Linked DNA regions of Homo sapiens: region 1 is linked to region 2. A link is a loop called in an ENCODE intact Hi-C map of the cell type or tissue named here. Cell type or tissue: OCI-LY7. All regions are shown on one strand. Each heading gives the region's core, and the rest is flanking DNA. Links, peaks and the distances in the headings are about the cores only.

Region 1 (2,912 bases), core at 114-2,613, 65 kb after region 2:
CAATAGTATCTTCCAGGGACATCTGCTGTTGACTTCCACCATCATAGACAAGTTTGCCCTCTACCTACCCTGAATCATGCAGGAAGCTTTGAGTCTGGTGTCTTTCTCTCAACATTGTGTGTGTGAGATGCACCCACACTGTTGCTTGTATAATAGCTAATTCTTTTCCATTGTGGTGTAGTATCTCAAGGCATGGAAATACTACACTGACACAAGTATTCTACTCTTGATAGTATCTGGGTTGTTTCCAGGTTTTAGCTATTATACCAAAGCTGCTAAGAATAGTTGATCCTTGGAGAGGATCGAGAGATAGAGGGAAGGAAAGGGCGTGTCTTTCTTTTTCACATTGGTGATAAAGGGAGTTCCCATTGCTGCTCCTTCCATCAGTGAGCTGCTGCTCAGAGGCCCAGTGTGGCAGGCAGTGGTGAGGTGGTGGGGAAGGAAGAAAGAAAATGCTCAGTGCAGTGCATACATGTGCATGTGCGTGCGTGTGTGGTGTTCTCTCCCCTAACCCCTACATCCACCGCCAACTCCACATTGAGGCTGGTAAAATGGCCTCAGGAGGATATTCGCAGCATCCTGACCGTTCTTATCAACCTGCAATGATTTTGCATGTGCATGTTGTGGTGTTGGCACTTATAATTGTGAGACTGGCTCAGATAGAAATCTCCTTCTCCACTTGTAGGCTGGTTATGATGGTGAGAGTATCGGAAATTGCCCGTTTTCTCAGCGTCTCTTTATGATTCTCTGGCTGAAAGGCGTTATATTTAATGTGACCACAGTGGACCTGAAAAGGTAAGACAAGGCGTCTGCCTTACTGAAATAACTGTACCTAGTTCTCTGCACACACACACACACACACACACACACACACACCTGAGGCCAACGGTGCTGCATGGGCACGTCCATCCTCAGTCGGAGTCTGAACTGAAGCCCACATGTGGGCCAAGCAGTCATGACAGGGTCGGCTGGGCTGGAGTCAGGAAGGAGGAGGAGTTGGGGGTGCCGTGAAGAACCTGCTTCTCCAGTTGCTGGTCAGCTGTGACTCTCCCAAGCCTGTCTGAGCACCATCCCTGGCTGATAACACTGGGGAGAGTTAACTTTTTCACCTCTGTTTGTTGATATGCCCCTTTGTGCTCCGTATTCACAAAGGGGCACCTCAACAAGCCCATCATTTGTTAATGAATGCCTTTACTTTCATCGCCAGCAAGACATTTTCATAAACCCACCATCTACTTTGCAGTTCTCAAGAGTTGCTTCTCTTAAACTGGTGAGGACGCGGCTAAGCCCTGGAAATGAGTCCAGATTCTCACGGTGGCCCATAAACACTGCTGTTTCCTCCCACCTAGGAAACCCGCAGACCTGCAGAACCTGGCTCCCGGAACAAACCCTCCTTTCATGACTTTTGATGGTGAAGTCAAGACGGATGTGAATAAGATCGAGGAGTTCTTAGAGGAGAAATTAGCTCCCCCGAGGTAGGCCTCAGAAAACCAGTGTTCATAACTTGATTGTCACTTTCCCCCACTAGTAGTCAGTTCTAAAGCTCTGGGCAGTGTGTGTGTGTGTGGTTTTCTGCAGCCCACGGTGCTCACTTCCTTAATCATAACCCTGGTGTAACCAGATTAGAGTTCGGGGACCTGGGTTTCATTGTGCTGCACCTGCAGCTTGGCAATCACAGTTTGATGGCAGGAAGTGGGAGGAGATGGGTCCAGGGTGGGTGGTTGGCTGTATCCTAGACACCCTGCTGGAAGCTATGGAGTATGTGTTAGGAAGAAGTATCATGGATTTTTGGACCTCGGGGGAGCTATTTCTACTCCATCCCCTTCGTTTTACTAGGGAAGCACCTGAGACCAGCAAGGCCAGGTGGGGTCCTGTGTCCCAGAACTGGCCACTGCCAGGAAACAGCAACAATCCAAACCTCTCCGTCCAGTGCCATTCTCCTAGATGTTGTTACTTCCCAACCTTTGAGAGGAAAAGGGTCAGGAAAACGTTGAAGGAAAGCTTTTCATTTTTATGCCCAGAGAAAGCTGTTTTTCTCCATTGTATAGTATTATCTTCACTAAAACATCACTTGTCTGTGATCCTCCAATTTTGAACTTTTCAAGGTATCCCAAGCTGGGGACCCAACATCCCGAATCTAATTCCGCAGGAAATGACGTGTTTGCCAAATTCTCAGCGTTTATAAAAAACACGAAGAAGGATGCAAATGAGAGTGAGTACCTCCCATCCTCCTGTTTTGTTTCAACACAGACTTGAGTCTTAGCATGGCGGCCCATACGCTCCTGGGGTATTCCCATCTATTTCCCAGTGGGTAGAGAAGTGAGTCTGGAGCTACAGAAAAAGTGCCTCCAACTTTGAATCTGCACGTGGGCTTCAAGAGATGAATGCTTCTTTTGAGGCTGGGAACTCAGAAAACAACATTTTTAGGGAAAATAGTCATCACCCAGGTGTTCCGGACACACCATGGGAATCATGTTCAATGATGTTTCTGCCAGTCCACGTCTCCCCACAGGCTTTCCATAAGTATTTTTGAATAAATAAATCACTTCTAGAAGGAGCAATATTGTGTAGACAGCAGTGTGATTTTCCAGGGAGGAGTGAGCCCTTTATTCAGATATTCTACATCCACCTGCTGCCTTCCCAGCACCCATTGCTTGCTGGCCACATCTCAGCGAGGAAGGGAAGCAAACTCCATCACAGCTGGTGAAAAGTGACATGCACTTGCAAACCTCTCTTTGTGATTTCTTGCCCTTCTGTTTTAGTTCATGAAAAGAACCTGCTGAAGGCCCTGAGGAAGCTGGATAATTACTTAAATAGCCCTCTGCCTGATGAAATAGATGCCTACAGCACCGAGGATGTCACTGTTTCTGGAAGGAAGTTTCTGGATGGGGACGAGCTGACGCTGGCTGACT
Region 2 (2,912 bases), core at 365-2,864:
CTGCCAATTCTTGCTTTGAAAATAGTTTTTCCTCTGAGTCACTTCCATGGAAAGCATTCATGATTCAGGTCCGCGTAAAGTGGTTACTACAAGTGCCTCAGATGCTGGCAGTGATAATGCATCCTGGGAGGTCTACACTGGTAAAATCGTCACCTAACAGGGGGACGGGCTGTCTGTAGAAGTCTCTAAGATGGGTTGGTCCCTTTGAGGCTGGAAATTAAAAAAAAATAAAATTTAAAAAAAAGTTTTCCTGTATTAGGCTGACTTGTCCCAGAGGCAGCAACAGGCACAGCCCAGACCCAGGAAAGGTCCTAATAATGTTATCTAATGTGCTCTGAAGACTCTCCCAGCACTCCCTCAACATAGAAAAAAAAATTTCCTTTGTTTTATGAAATGAGTTTGTAGGTTCCTCTTCTCTGTAACTAGTGACTTCAAGTATTCTGTTTTCTCTAAGAAGTACAACAAAGGTCATAAGAAGCTTGAGTAGGCCCAAACTACAGCTGCCTGGGCACCATAGTAAAGGTTATAGGATAAGCCCATGCCCAGGCAAAACTAGATAACGGACATCTGGGTTGCTTGGCAACGGTCATGTGCAATCCTGTCTTTGTCCTGCCTCAGTATCCCTGCTTTCATGCCACTGTAAGCTTACTTCAAGCTAGCCCACCCCCTTTTGTAAAGTGTGTATAAAAGTCAGGTGCTGTCTTTGTTCTGGGCCCAGTCTTTTGGACGTTGAGTCAGCTGGGCCCGAGTACACTCAGTAAAAACTCTCCTGTTTCAACCTGAGGTCTCTCTCGTCCTCCTGAATCCTGCACCACCTTCTCCAGATTAATGTAAGCTTGGTCTTAGGAAGTCTCAGTGGACCTACTGAACTTAGGAGAAACCTGTGGCTTAGGCAATATTTAGAACAGCTGAAGAAAGATCAAGGGAACAGCATGGAGTCTAGAATTTTTTTAAAAAGGGAGAAGGTCAGAAAGTGTTGGACACAGCATCTCAGCACCCAGGGCCATTGAGGCTGGCACTGTGTTTTCTGACTTCTCTCATAATCGATGATAAATGCCTCTTTGTACCCCTAGTCCATGTTTTCCAAGAAACCTACTGATTATGAATTGACTTCCCAGATACCTGGATGGCAGAAAAGCAGTGCCTTGGGTGGTAGCCTAGAGTGCCCCGGGATCTGTTACAAAAGTCCATTGCTCAGATCATTAGTAGAGAGGAAAAGGCACCTTGAAGGGCTTGAGAGCAGGTGCAGGGCTCACAGTAAAGCATGGTCCCCACCCACAAGGCAAAGCTTCAGGATGTGAACCCAGACTCATCAGTCACCCACCTGCTGCCTAGTCATGTGTGATGCCTTTGGGGCAGGCTTCCTTCCCTTAATGTGCAGATTCAAGTCCCCACCTGCCTTTGGTCATGTTGTGATTCCTCACAATGTCCAAAGGTCTCAAATCTTTGGCTTGAATGGGCTCACTTCAAAGACCTACAGAGCTGAGCTTGGTATTGAAGCCACAGAATCAAAAGTTTTTGTATCTCAGTTGCAAGACCTGTGAGGCAGAGGTGGTCACTAGAGCCACAGCACGCTAGTGGAACACCAGCCCTGGGACTTTCTCTGTTCTCGCTCACTCCCTCACTTTTCACTTTCTTTAGCCATGGCTGGCTGACAGTGCGTGCAACTTCCAGTCCCTAGGGAACCAAGAAGGAGTGCTCAAACCTACAGCCTCCTGGGTTGGTTCCCAGCTAGGAGAGAGCACCAGCGGCAAGTCCTGCCTGGCTCTGGGTGCTGGGTGCCACCATCACATGTGCCATGGGTGATGGGTGTGGTTGGCTGTGAATGGAAATGCACGTGGTGGAATGATCCCAGGACTCAGCCCTATAGCAGAGACCAGTCTGCACACTTCCTGCCCATGGTGTGGCTGAATGATAGGGAGACAACCACAGTGACCACAGGAATGACTATTACGCCTGGCAATTTATTCAGATATCAGTGAGAGCATTGGATGTCTCTCTAGATGCACGTTAGAGGGTTCAGGCCTATTTTAGTTTATTTTTGAGACTGGGTCCAGTTATGTTGCCCAGGCTGGTCTTGAACTTTTGGGCTCAAGAGATCCTCAGCCTCCTGAGCTGGGATTACATGTGTGCACCACCGCATCTGGCTGGGTTTTTTGTCACAAAAATTGTAGCAAAAGAATTGTACCTATGTTCATTTATTTTACCTTCCAAGTCCTTTTTCCATTACCATTTATGATCTTATAAAATGCCCCCTAGTGAACAAGCCTGGCTGCTAATTTATACCCTTTCCTCTGAAGAGCCCCTCTACGGTAGAAGAGTATTAATGACACTTGCAGGGAAGCATGATGTTGCCATGATATGAATAGCTGGATGTTGCCTTTGGGGGTCAGAACCTAGAGATGATGCTCAGAGTAGACTGCCACTGAGGGACTCAGGGATCCAGGAACAGCCTAGGAAAGAAGAAGACAACAGGAAACTCTAGAATTCTGCTCAGAGACACCATCTCTGCTGTTTTTCTCTGGACTCATTGGAGACCAGAGCTAGAGGTCTCTCATCTCCCTCTTTCCTGGCCTGCGTGTCCCAACACAACGTGTGCTTGCGTGTGTACCCCATCTCACCCTTTTTTACTCTTCTCTCTCTCTTCCTTTTTTCACTTGAAACTGTCCCCTGGAAACCATTCCATAGTGATATAGGGAACAATTACTCACTCATCTCCATTGCGCGCATATATCCTGATTTACTCAACCAGTTTCTAACTTAACCAGTTCCTTATTGACGGACATTTGGTTTGTTTCCTGCCTTTTGCTAATAAAAACAGCACTTCAGTGAGTAGCTTGTGCACATATCTCCTTTGCATTTTTGGCCAGTGTACTTTTGAGAAAGGTTCCTAGGAGTGGGATTGCTGGGTC

Evidence for each region. Hi-C counts contacts between places; a loop is a spot of excess contacts. Peaks named below come from ENCODE experiments on the same cell type or tissue, not always from the same donor. Only the 100,000 strongest peaks of a DNase experiment are listed, where the experiment ranks them.
Region 1: a loop joins it to region 2, with 4 times the contacts of the local background. A loop is called at or near these places in 2 of 110 quality-filtered maps.

The regions. Positions count from the first base shown.
Region 1 is chr21:34,706,595-34,709,506 of GRCh38, forward strand. CLIC6 (chloride intracellular channel 6) reads left to right here. Exons shown (of 6, transcript NM_053277.3): 2 at 686-795; 3 at 1,350-1,475; 4 at 2,106-2,212; 5 at 2,763-2,912. Among named protein-coding and RNA genes, the nearest start is that of LINC00160, 29 kb to the right of the region's middle. In OCI-LY7, for the core only: no CTCF peak of the experiment used is centred there; a DNase peak (open chromatin) is centred at 1,617.
Region 2 is chr21:34,640,994-34,643,905 of GRCh38, forward strand. No RefSeq gene overlaps it. Among named protein-coding and RNA genes, the nearest start is that of CLIC6, 27 kb to the right of the region's middle. RefSeq lists enhancers at 1,334-1,383, 1,394-1,443, 1,704-1,823. In OCI-LY7, for the core only: no CTCF peak of the experiment used is centred there; a DNase peak (open chromatin) is centred at 1,308.